2 separate regions of the Homo sapiens genome follow, and region 2 is linked to region 1. Evidence: read pairs that join two places in POLR2A ChIA-PET (ENCODE). Cell type or tissue: MCF 10A. All regions are shown on one strand. Links, peaks and the distances in the headings refer to the core of each region. The heading gives the core; the rest is flanking DNA.

Region 1 (5,342 bases), core at 343-5,342:
AAGTATGTGAGCTAAGGTGTATGTTCATTAGCATGATTTAGCTAATCAAGCTAAATATGGATACAGATTTCAAAACAACATGTTGTATAGGATAGATATACACAATTTTTATTTGTCAATTAAAATAGATAACTTTTTTAAATGAGAAGAAAACAATTGCTGAAACAATTGGGGCAATTTCAACAGATAGAATACTTGGTGATATAAAGAATGATTGTTAACATACCTTTTAGTATGATAATGGAATTATAATGTGTTTAAGAGTCCTTTTTTTTTTTAGAAACATGCTGAAACACTTATTAATAAAATAATATGATTCTTGGGATTGGTTTCAAAATAATCTGGTGTGAGGGTAGGTAAGGGGGTGGATGTGGGTGACAAAATGTTGGCCATGAGTTGACAGTCATGGAAGCTGGTGTTGGGTCCACGGTAGTGCATGACAGCACTCTCTAAAAATAAGTGAACATCCTGCTTTTGTTAATAAGATGACCCATAGGCTTGCAAATATTTTGGTGATCTTCTTAACATTAGATTTCATTTTATTCACACCAGGATATGATCTGCTTTACATCACACATCCTGGTACATGATCACTAGCTACAACAACAAGCAAATTAATTCATCAATACTAAGTTGCCTTGACTTTGAGGCAATATCGTATAGCGGCTTAGATCAAAGAAACCCTTCCTGTCAGCACCTTATCACTTGCATCTCTATGAAACCCAGCAATTTTTATACTTCTTGGTACTCAACTTTCTCTGCTGTAAAATGGGAGGGGGTAAATGAGATTTTATGCATGAAGCACTGGGCCCAGTGTCTGACCGTCAGCGAACCTTAGTTCCTATTATTACCAGAAGCAGCAATACCAGTCTGCAGAGTGAAGTCTTACTCTGGACACGTTGCTAATTTGGGCATGAATAGAAAAATGCCTGGGATAAAATACAAGGAATAGGTAACAGAGGTAACCCCATGAGGAGTCACTCATTCAATCATTCCATGTGCCACGTGGAGCTGTGGGCACATGGTAACCAGGAGTCAAGACACAGGGGTGTAGCCCAGGAAGATGTTCAGAGGGCGATCTGAAGGCTGCAGGAGAGTTAGCCAGGTTGGATTTGGGAGGGGAAGGGAGGGGAGTAGGGAAAGAAAAAGGACAAGGGGTCCCAAGCTGTTAAGGGAAAGGCAAGTGCAAAGGCCTTAGAGCAGGAAGGAACAATTCCAAGATGCAAAGGTTGCAGCGAGAAGAGCAGACCAGACCAGAAGCAGTGGCTCACACCTGTAATTCGAACACATTGGGAGACTGAGGCAGGAGGATTGCTTGAGCCCAGGAGGTCAAGGCTGCAGTGAGCTTTGATGGCGCCACTGCACTCTAGCTTGGGTGACAGAGGGAGATCCTATCTCAAAAAAAAAAAAAAGAAAGAAAAAAAAAAAGGAGGACCCAAGAAGGTGGAGCCAGTGCAGCTGCAGTGATGGGGAGCGGGGAGGTCTCTTTCTCTTTCGCTCACATCTCACACACTTCTGAATTATGTCAATATCTTATGAGAAGCATGTAGCAGTCTCACAATTTTCGAAAGCTAAAAAATGCAAAGGAAAAATGGCTATAAACCCTCAAGAAGTAAAGAAAATATTATGGCCTTTTCTCTACTTCTTGTCTAACAAGAAGCTACCATATATTTTTCTTTTTTCTTTTTTTTTTTTTGAGACAGGTTCTGCTCTGTGGCCCAGGCTGGAGAGCAGTGGCGTGAATCTCAGCTCACTCTAACCTCCGCCTCCAGGACTCAAGTGATCCTTCCACCTCAGGCCACCACACCTGGCTAATTTTTGTATTTTTTGTAGAGACATGGTTTCACCATGTTGCCCAGGCTGGTCTCAAACTCCTAAGTTCAAGTGATCTGCTCACCTCGGCCTCCCAAAGTGCCGGGATTACAGGCCTGAGCCACCGCGCCCTGCCATGAATCTACAAAATGTTAAAATTCACTTACATTTGCTAGATAAGCCACCTTGTTTAAATGTAAGAAGTATGCTATCCTCTCCTGTCTGGTTTGTTGAAAGGGCCTCCCCATCCTTGCCTCCCTTCTTTCCCTTTTTTGGATGTGTTAGAGGTGGAACAGATCTTTGCACCTAATTTAAACAATACTCCTTTCCAGCCTGCACAAAGATTTTGGCCCTCTACTGTGTTTCTGGGACTGAGTATGAGTTTGGAGGAAACACCGGCTAGTAGGGTTTGCGGGGAAGCTTCCTGGCCCATAGGGAGAACTCAGTATTGAGACTGTCCTGCAAGTTGGCATTTGTCAGTTTCATTTGCAATGTGTTGCTAGGAGCAGAATATGTTTTTCTGGTTCTTGCTCACAGCCTGGGGCTGGGACTGTTGACTTTGATGTGAAGGTGGTGCACACAGCTGCTGGGGGAGGGCCTATGAGTCCTGCCGTGGAGCAGGATACCTGCAGGGCACAGGCAGAGCCTAGCTGCTGGAGGGTGAGCTGCCCCTCCTGCTTTTGTCAGCGCAGTGGGAACCCCAGCCAAGTCCTTTCAAGTCGCACCTTGCACTTTGCGGTTTCTCCTCTTAGGAATGCCAGGTTTATTACGGGTTTGCTCACTTCACTTCACTGTTCTGATCCTCTCCTTGTGCCCCCACCCAGCTCAGGACCTTTCATTCTGTGTCAGGTCTAGCAAGGCTGCTGGCTTCTGGTTGAGTCTAATGCTAAGTGATACCAAAGGCTCTGTCCTCAGGGGACAGGGAAAAGTGGACAGAAATGTTTCTAGTCCCAGGGGAGAGGCACCTTCCAGCAGACAAGCCTTGACAGTGTCATTGACCTCCTGGCCTGCAAGATCCTTTCATTTGTTTGTTCCTCTTTGGGGATGACGCATGAGAACCCACCTGCCGCACACCCTCATTTGAAAGATGAGAAAACTAAGACCACCACCAAAGCCCCCAGAGAACGATGACACACTCCAAGCCAGACCCCCACAGATGCCTCATATCCAAGTGGTTAAGAGCATGAATTTGGAGTCAAGGTTTAACTCTCAGCTCTGTCACTTACTGGAGGTCCAATCTTACACAAAAGGGTTAATTTCTCCAAACCTCAGTTTCTTCATATGTGAATTGGGTGTACTATTTTTCACCTCTTAAAGTCACTGATTTATTTTCAGTGCATTTCTTACCCTGCCAACTTAATTATGTAAGAGTTCATCTGGCCAGGTGCAGTGGCTCACGCCCATAATCCCAGCACTTTGGGAGGGTGAGGAGGATGGATCACCTGAGGTCAGGAGTTCGAGACCAGCCTGGCCAACATGGTGAAACCCCATCTCTACTAAAAAATACAAAAACCTAGCCGGGTGCGATGGCACTTGCCTGTAATCCCAGCTACTCAGGAGGCTGAGGCAGGAGAATTACTTGAACCCAGGAGGCGGAGATTGCAGTGAGCCGAGATTGTGCCACTGCACTCCAGCCTGGGAAACAAGAGCGAAACTCCATCTCAAAAAAAAAAAAAAAAGTTCACCTGATTGCCTTTAGTTCTCCCCTCCTTTTAGGCTCCGAGCTCCCTAAGAGGAAGGGGTTTACCTGCCTTGTTCACAGCTGTGTCCTCGGTAATAAACCTTGCCCGGTGCAAGGTAGGCAGTGAGGAAGTATTTGTGATAACAGCAATGTAAAGCCATCAACACAGTGCTTGGTACATGCAGAACAGCCATCAACACAGGCAACCATCCCTGTGAACAGAGGGAGTGCATTATTTATGATGGGAAACTAGTTTTAGTTGGAAAATTATCAAATTACCAGGAACGGAAAGAACAAAACAGTTCTCCCAAGTAGCTCTTCTGGGGCCAAGCCCCAGCACCCCACCCATGCAGGACCAGGCCCCCAAAGGCCTTGGAACCACCTTGTTCCAGGGTCTCGCTCCACTGTCCTCTCCTCCTTCCCAAAGTCAGGACTCCTTTCCTTGGGCTTCAGAATTCCTATCTTCTGCTCTAGAAGGCTTGGAGCAAGTGGGGGAAAGGCACCACTCACCAAGTCTGTCAGGGGATGACATGGTATAGAGGGAGAGGAGCTACATAAAATACAAGATGCCAGTTAAGTTTGAATTTCACATAAACAATGAAATAACATTCCTTTCTCTGCCATCGTGGTGTGTGCTTGACTCCACTTCTCGCCATGTCTTTCCCACAAGACTTTTGGGATTAAGCAATTCCTGGCCAAGAAACAAAAGCAAAATCGTCCCCAGTGGATTCGGATGAAAACTGATAATAAAATCAGGTACAACTCCAAAAGGAGACATTGAAGAAGAACCGAGCTGGGCCTATAAGGAATTGCACATGAGAGGGCACACATATTTATGCTGTCTGAAGGTCACAGTCATGTTACCACATCAAGCTGAAAATGTCACCGCTCTCTGGAGAGTTGTACATGTTTTATTGAGAATATATTTTTTCTCTCTGAATCTGTGATGAATGCGTTGGTTGGCTGGGTTCAGTAATAAATATGTGAGACCTTTCACTTAAAAAAAAAAAGAACTATTTTTTTTTTTTTGAGAAGGGATCGCCCTGTGTTGCCCAGCCTGGAGTACAGTGGCTATTCACAGGCACAATCCTAGCGCACAGCAGCCTTCAACTCCTGGAGCCTCTAAATCCATCCTCCTGCCTCAGCCTCCCTAGTAGCTGGGACTACGGGTGAGTACCACTGTGCAAGGCTACAAAATAACTTTTTAGTAAAAGTATATCCCAAACTTTATACGAGACGTAGTTACTCTAAAAAAAAAAAAGGATTTGCTGTTTATCTGAAATTCTAATTTAACTGGTTGTCCTGGATTTTCTTTGCCAAATTGGTCTGCCCTACGGAGTGCGAGGGCTGGGATTTTAACCCAGGCCTGCCTGCTCTGAGCTGACCTTTCCTGGCACCTGCAAAATTAGGATGACACGTTAGGAACTTCCTGGGGTTCTTAAGGGAATTAGAAGAGGGACCTGAGTGCAAAGGGCTTTGGAGGCATTCAACTGCTATGAAACGTTAGTAAGGACAGGGATTGCGTTCACCTCAATCACAGCTGAACCCATTGCCGAGAACTGTTATCCCACACAGCTGGATCTTCATCATTATGTGTTTTAATGAAAAATCGCTGATATTGCTGTCCCTAAATAGCCAACCCCCAAAATAATTAAATCACCTCAAGGGACTCTAGGTCCAATATCCGCAGCACGCCACACAAACATCTCTCAGCTCAGCCACGCAGGGCCGATGCCTGCGCGACCCACACTCAGGGAGGCGCCCGCCTCAGGGCCTCACAGGTGGGACCGCGCCTGAGAGCCCTGCGCTTGCGCACTCCACGCCGTGCTCTACGCATACGCCTGTCCAG
Region 2 (5,367 bases), core at 126-5,125, 150 kb before region 1:
CCCATATAGAAAACGGCAGTCTGCTTGAGCCCAGGTGTCGCCCTTAGAGGTGTAGACCCTGGAGCACAGTCAGCCTCTGAGTGGAGTCTAACTCGTGAGTCAAGACCAGGTCTTGGGGACTGCTCTAGCTCTGGAGTCAAACCCCAGCTCTCCTAGATCTTGGACTCCTGGTTTGCAAAATGAAGAGAGCTCCTATAACTCCTGGGGTAGGCTTGAGTGTTCATGGCAGTTTCATATTTTCTTCTTCTTCTTCTAGCCCACTTGTTAGGGAAATTTGAAACTACGCACATTCTCCATTCACACACACACACACACACACACACACACACACACACACACCTGTTAACTGTTTGAATGCATGGCTCTTTCCTCCACACCCACTACATGCCATTAGGGTATATGTCAAAGAGTGGAACACCACTCAATTTTTGGCTTTTCTCTGATTCATGAGAATTCTATCTGCATAGCTTCTAGGATAATGAGAAATGGTAAGATAAGAAGGACATCGCCGAACTCCCTTCCCTAAGCCTTACTTTCTTCATCTGTAAAATGGGTGGGACAGGAGTGGTGCAGTAAGCTAGCCTCCCATGGACCACACACTGCAAATTAGGACACCTCCTCAGACACAGACTGGACATTCTGTTGGTCCTGGAAACCTTCAGTGTGCCTTAGCTACCCCATGGCTGAGAACAATTGTGGAATGAAATGGGCTAGAAGCAGCAAGCCAAGAGTGGAAAGCAGAAAGGAGAAAGAAGAGGGTTGAGGAGGAAGGAGGCAGGAGAGAGGAGAACAGCATGGAGAGCACAGGAGTCAGGAACTGGCCTCCAAGGCTCAGGCTGAGACAGGAGCACCATGCTCCCTGCTGGGGACTGAAAAGCAGGCTGCTTTTATTTTCATCAGCAATTTTTTTTTTGAGACAGAGTCTTGCTCTGTTGCCCAGGCTGGAGTACAGTGGTGCAATCTTGGCTCACTGCAACCTCTGCCTCCTGGGTTCAAGCAATTCTCCTGCCTCAGCCTCCTGAGTAGCTGAGACTATAGGCACTCATCACCATGCCCAGCTAATTTTTGTATTTTTAGTAGAGACGGGGTTTCACCATGTTGGCCAGGCTGGTCACAAACTCCTGACCTCAGGTAATCCACCCGCCTTGGCCTCCCAAAATGCCATTTTTGAATATATCTATTTATACAGATATAAAATTTATCTACAGTTCAGAAAAGCAATGTGGAAAGATATGCACACCAATAACGAAATTACATTTAATTGATTATAACCGAATCACATGTGTGATTCCTGAGGAGACACTTGAGACTTTCGGTGAAGTGAACTTGCTGAAGGCTGGGGCGGGGCTGGTGGGCTCCAGGCTTTGGGGCAGGAGCGCTTGCCCCTGGGTGCCCTGCCCTCGCGGCCTGCATGCCTTGTGGAGTCACTCATTCATTCAGCCATTGCTAGGGGCTGCTTCCTGGTGTGCAGGCATGAGATGAGTCCCAGGTGTAAGACAGCAAAGCCCTGCCACTCAGGGGCTTTTCCAGAACGAGAGGCGGGTCATAGATAAGTGAGTGCACATGACTTACATGGAGATGAGGGCTACAGAGGAAAACAAGGCAGGAGAAGCTGGAGTGAGCGGGCATGCTGCCGCGGGTGCCAGCAGGCGCTCTTCTGAGGAGGTGACATGTGGGTAAGAACCAAAAGGAAGTGAGATAGGAGGGTGGGGAGGCATCCAAGGGCGAGGCATTCCTGCATGACGATGCTGAGCAGTGGGGACGAGGCGCCCTCCATGTCTGAGGCCGCTGGAGTAGCATCGGATAGAGGATCAGAGGCAGGCACTGAGCCTGGCAAGGAATGAGGAAGCTGGGGCCTGGGTCAGCAGACAGTGTGGGCGGAGGGAAGATCTGCGTGGCTGGAACCAGCCCCAAGGCTCAATGCTGCAAGGGGGTGCTCAGAGTGGATGGAGGCAGCCAGGGGGAGCCCAGAGGCCCCTGGTCCCCACCCTCCGTGGGGGAGTAGCAGGGCTGGGAGAGAGAGAACCAGCTCTGGGGCAGCAGGAACCTCCCCAGGGCCAGGGTGTCCTCAACACAGGAAGGTCAAGGTCAAGGAACCATCTGGGAGGAGCCCAAACAGCTGGACTCTACAGCCTGCCCTCTAGAGCACACGATGCCAAGCAGAAACCTAAGATGGCCTTCATGGCTGTGGCAATGCCCAGGGCCACAGGTAGCCATGCCCCTCCACGAGCCTCCTCCCTCTTCCCTGTGGGGGGGTAGAAGGCAGGGTGGAGGAGAAGGAACATCCCCTCAGCTCAGGGATGTGTCAGGTGAAGCTGCTAGCTCGAGCCAGGGACATTGCTGACTCCTTGGTGTCCTGAGTCAAGGAGGATTCTGAAGCTGTGTTCAGGCTCCGTCAGAAGGAAGTCCCATGATCTATTAGCAATGTCTGTCATGAGCACAGGAGAGGCCATGATCTATTAGCAATGTCTGTCATGAGCACAGAAGGGACAAGGAGTGGCCTGAGTGCTACTTTCCCCAACCCTGTCTTAAAGTAAAGCCACGACATTTGGCATAACTTAGTTCAAACCCAAGGCCAAACAGACCAAGGCCGAGCACAGCTCATGAAGCTAGTTATGGTGTACGAGTGAGGCGTGGGCACTGGCCCTGCCACCAGGGACTCCAGACCCTGCTCTGTGCTTCCAGGGCTCTTTGATCACGGCTGTCCCAGCAGAAAGTGGCCGGAGCTCCTGTGTATCCTTAGGACTTATTAGCAGGAAAACAAGGAAAGGAAACGAAGGAGGGACTCCCAGCTCCCCTGTCCGTCCAAGCCTGCCCCACCCGCCCCCAAGCAACAGAAAGTGAGCAGGAGACAGCCCTGACGCCAGCACCGGGATTCATCCACCTCCTCAACCCCCTGCTTGGGCCGCAGACAAGTCAGGACTGGTGCTTAGGCTCAGCTCCCGCCTCCACGGGTCATCTGGCAAAGGCGGCTGCTTACCAGGGAGCTGGGTCCAAACGTGGGTGGGGAGAAGGAAGTGCAGGGACCCAGTTTCTCAACCCCAAACCGCACCATCTGAAGAGCACGTGAAGCCCCGGGGGAGGGGGCTGGCGGGCAGGAAAGCGAGCTCCGCGTGGGGTAGCGTGCCGGAGCATGTGCCCCCGCCCCAGCACACACAGGGCTGCCGAGAGATTCAACTTGTGTGGCTCCACGGCAGGGCTCCAGCCCAAAACCGGGGGGACGAGCGATTCAAAGGGGCAGGCACACAGGCGTACACACTCACACTCAAGGACTCTGGCCTAAGCCTAGGGTGGGGCCCAGGCCTCGGTATTTTTATTTTATTTTTTTCTTAACTTCCAGGCAGGTTTTAGAAGAGCTGCAAACAGGGCCACGAGCCATCCGCGGGAAGGAGGCAGGTTCCCAGCAATGAATTTCTGCCACGGGAAACAGTGAGAGCCCCGTCCTGGGGGCTGTGTAAATGGAGACTTGGTGGGGCTTTGATGAGGAGGCGGTGGGGAAAATCAGAGTGAATTCTAAGCCCGCGATGCCTAGTTCCTCTCCCCCTCATTACCCAGGTGCACCCGATGGAGCTCCAAGACACGGAAGTCTCTGCCGGGATGCAGTTTGCCTACACTTCCTGCCTGGATGATCTGCCACATCCTCTAAGGAGTCTCCGGCCTCTGAGCACCCCCTCGGCACCCACCCTGTTCCTCACCTTTCTTAGAGCAGCCAGAATGATCTTATCACCTGCACCCCACACCACAGCTTGAATCTCTGCAAAGACTTCTGAACATGCTTGGCATGAAGTTCAAACTCAAGACGTGACTCCCAAGAGAATGCCTGACCCGCCCACCCTCACTCCCCTCCCCTGCTTCAGCCCCCACAGCCTCCTCCCCACTCCCCAAAGGCGCCAGGAAACCCCACAGCACAGGCCTCTGCCCCTGCAGGTCCCACAGCCCAGAGCATCCTCTCCGGACCAGCCTGGCCTCGTGGGCACCCACTGGACCCAGAGCTCTCAGCTCGCTCGCCACGAAATGTTGTCTGCAGCCCTCGGGATGGGCTGCGTTCCCTAGGCACCACCCTGACTCTGGGTCTGTTACTATGTATGGATGTGAATGGCAACCCCCTCCTTCCTGTCCTAAATTAACACCCCCAAGGGCAGCCTTTGTGTGGGTGTTCGACATTGAATCCTAGCCTTCAAGAGTCCAGCATAAAAGAGGCTTCGAATACAAATGAAGGAATTTGGTTGGTTTTTGACTTGGGAGATCAAAGACCCCTTTGAGAAACCTGGAAAAATGGATCCACTGTCAGAAAAGAAAATATACGGAATCCCTACACACTCTGGGCCACACAGACCCACTGAGGTCCATCCGGGGGCCCCAGGACACCCGCCAGGGGTCAGGAAGCCTTGTCTTAAAAAGGCCACCAACCCCACTGACCTGCCTTCTCCCTTGAAAAGTAAAATGAACATAAATTTCAAGCTAGGCTAGGTAAGGAGGAAGAAGCTATTGGCACTAGAGGGTTAATTTGGGGGTGGGGCTGCTGCTATCCCCTCGCCAGGACCTTTCTCAATAGCCCCTTGCTCCCCTTGGGTGCTTCCTGGGACCAACCGCAGGCCCCGGAGGTGATAAGCAGCTAATAGCTTCCCACATGGTGGCAGGGCAGGTTTGCACCTCAGACCTTTTTCTGCCTTGTGATCAACCTGGAGCCAAGAAGGCTGCAACTCCTGAGCCGGCCCCCAGATGGTTGTGTCCCAGCTCCTTAGCAGGATGAGGGAAGCACTCTGAGGAGGCTGGGGGCAGTAGCTCATGCCTGTAATCTCAGTACTTTGGGAGGCCAAAGTGGAAGGATAGCTTGAGCCCAAGAGCTCGACACCAGCCTAGGCAATATAGGGAGGCCCTGTCTCTACAAAAAATAGCCAGGTGTGGTGGCATCCATCTATAGTCCCAGCTACCTGGGAGGCTCAGGCAGGAGGATTGCTTGAGCCCAGGAGGTCAAGGCTACAGTAAGCCATGCTCACACCACTGCACGCCAGCCTGGGCAATGGCGTGAGACCCTGTCTCTAAAAAAAAAAAAAAAGAAAAGAAAAAAGAAAAAGAAAATCACTTTGCCAACAAAGATGTATTCTTTCCTATCGCTGCTTTAACAAATTAACCAAGCAAATTATCAAAACAATACAAGCGGATTATAGCTCTGTGGCTCTGAAGTCCAACACCAGTCTTAGCAGGTAAATGCAACTGGGGGCTCTAGGGGAGGATCCCTTCCTTGCCTTGTGCAGCTTCTCCAGGCCACCCACATCCCAGGGCTGGTGGCCCCACTCATCTCCACCCCTCTGTGCTCTGTGCTTACATGGCTCCAACCACAGCTCAAAAAGGCTCTCTCCTATA

What was found. Peaks named below come from ENCODE experiments on the same cell type or tissue, not always from the same donor. Only the 100,000 strongest peaks of a DNase experiment are listed, where the experiment ranks them.
Region 2: POLR2A ChIA-PET joins it to region 1 with 7 read pairs; 1 of 35 experiments calls an interaction of 5 or more read pairs at or near these places.

What each region holds. Positions count from the first base shown.
Region 1 is chr20:57,324,399-57,329,740 of GRCh38, forward strand. LOC105372687 (a long non-coding RNA gene) reads right to left here and starts at 5,266. Exons shown (of 12, transcript XR_007067670.1): 1 at 5,023-5,266; 2 at 3,560-3,705. It also overlaps the pseudogene RPL39P39. RefSeq lists enhancers at 1,937-2,440, 2,441-2,943. In MCF 10A, for the core only: no CTCF peak of the experiment used is centred there; a DNase peak (open chromatin) is centred at 2,453.
Region 2 is chr20:57,176,453-57,181,819 of GRCh38, forward strand. All of the region lies in intron 4 of BMP7 (bone morphogenetic protein 7), which reads right to left. Among named protein-coding and RNA genes, the nearest start is that of BMP7-AS1, 35 kb to the right of the region's middle. In MCF 10A, for the core only: no CTCF peak of the experiment used is centred there; a DNase peak (open chromatin) is centred at 2,939.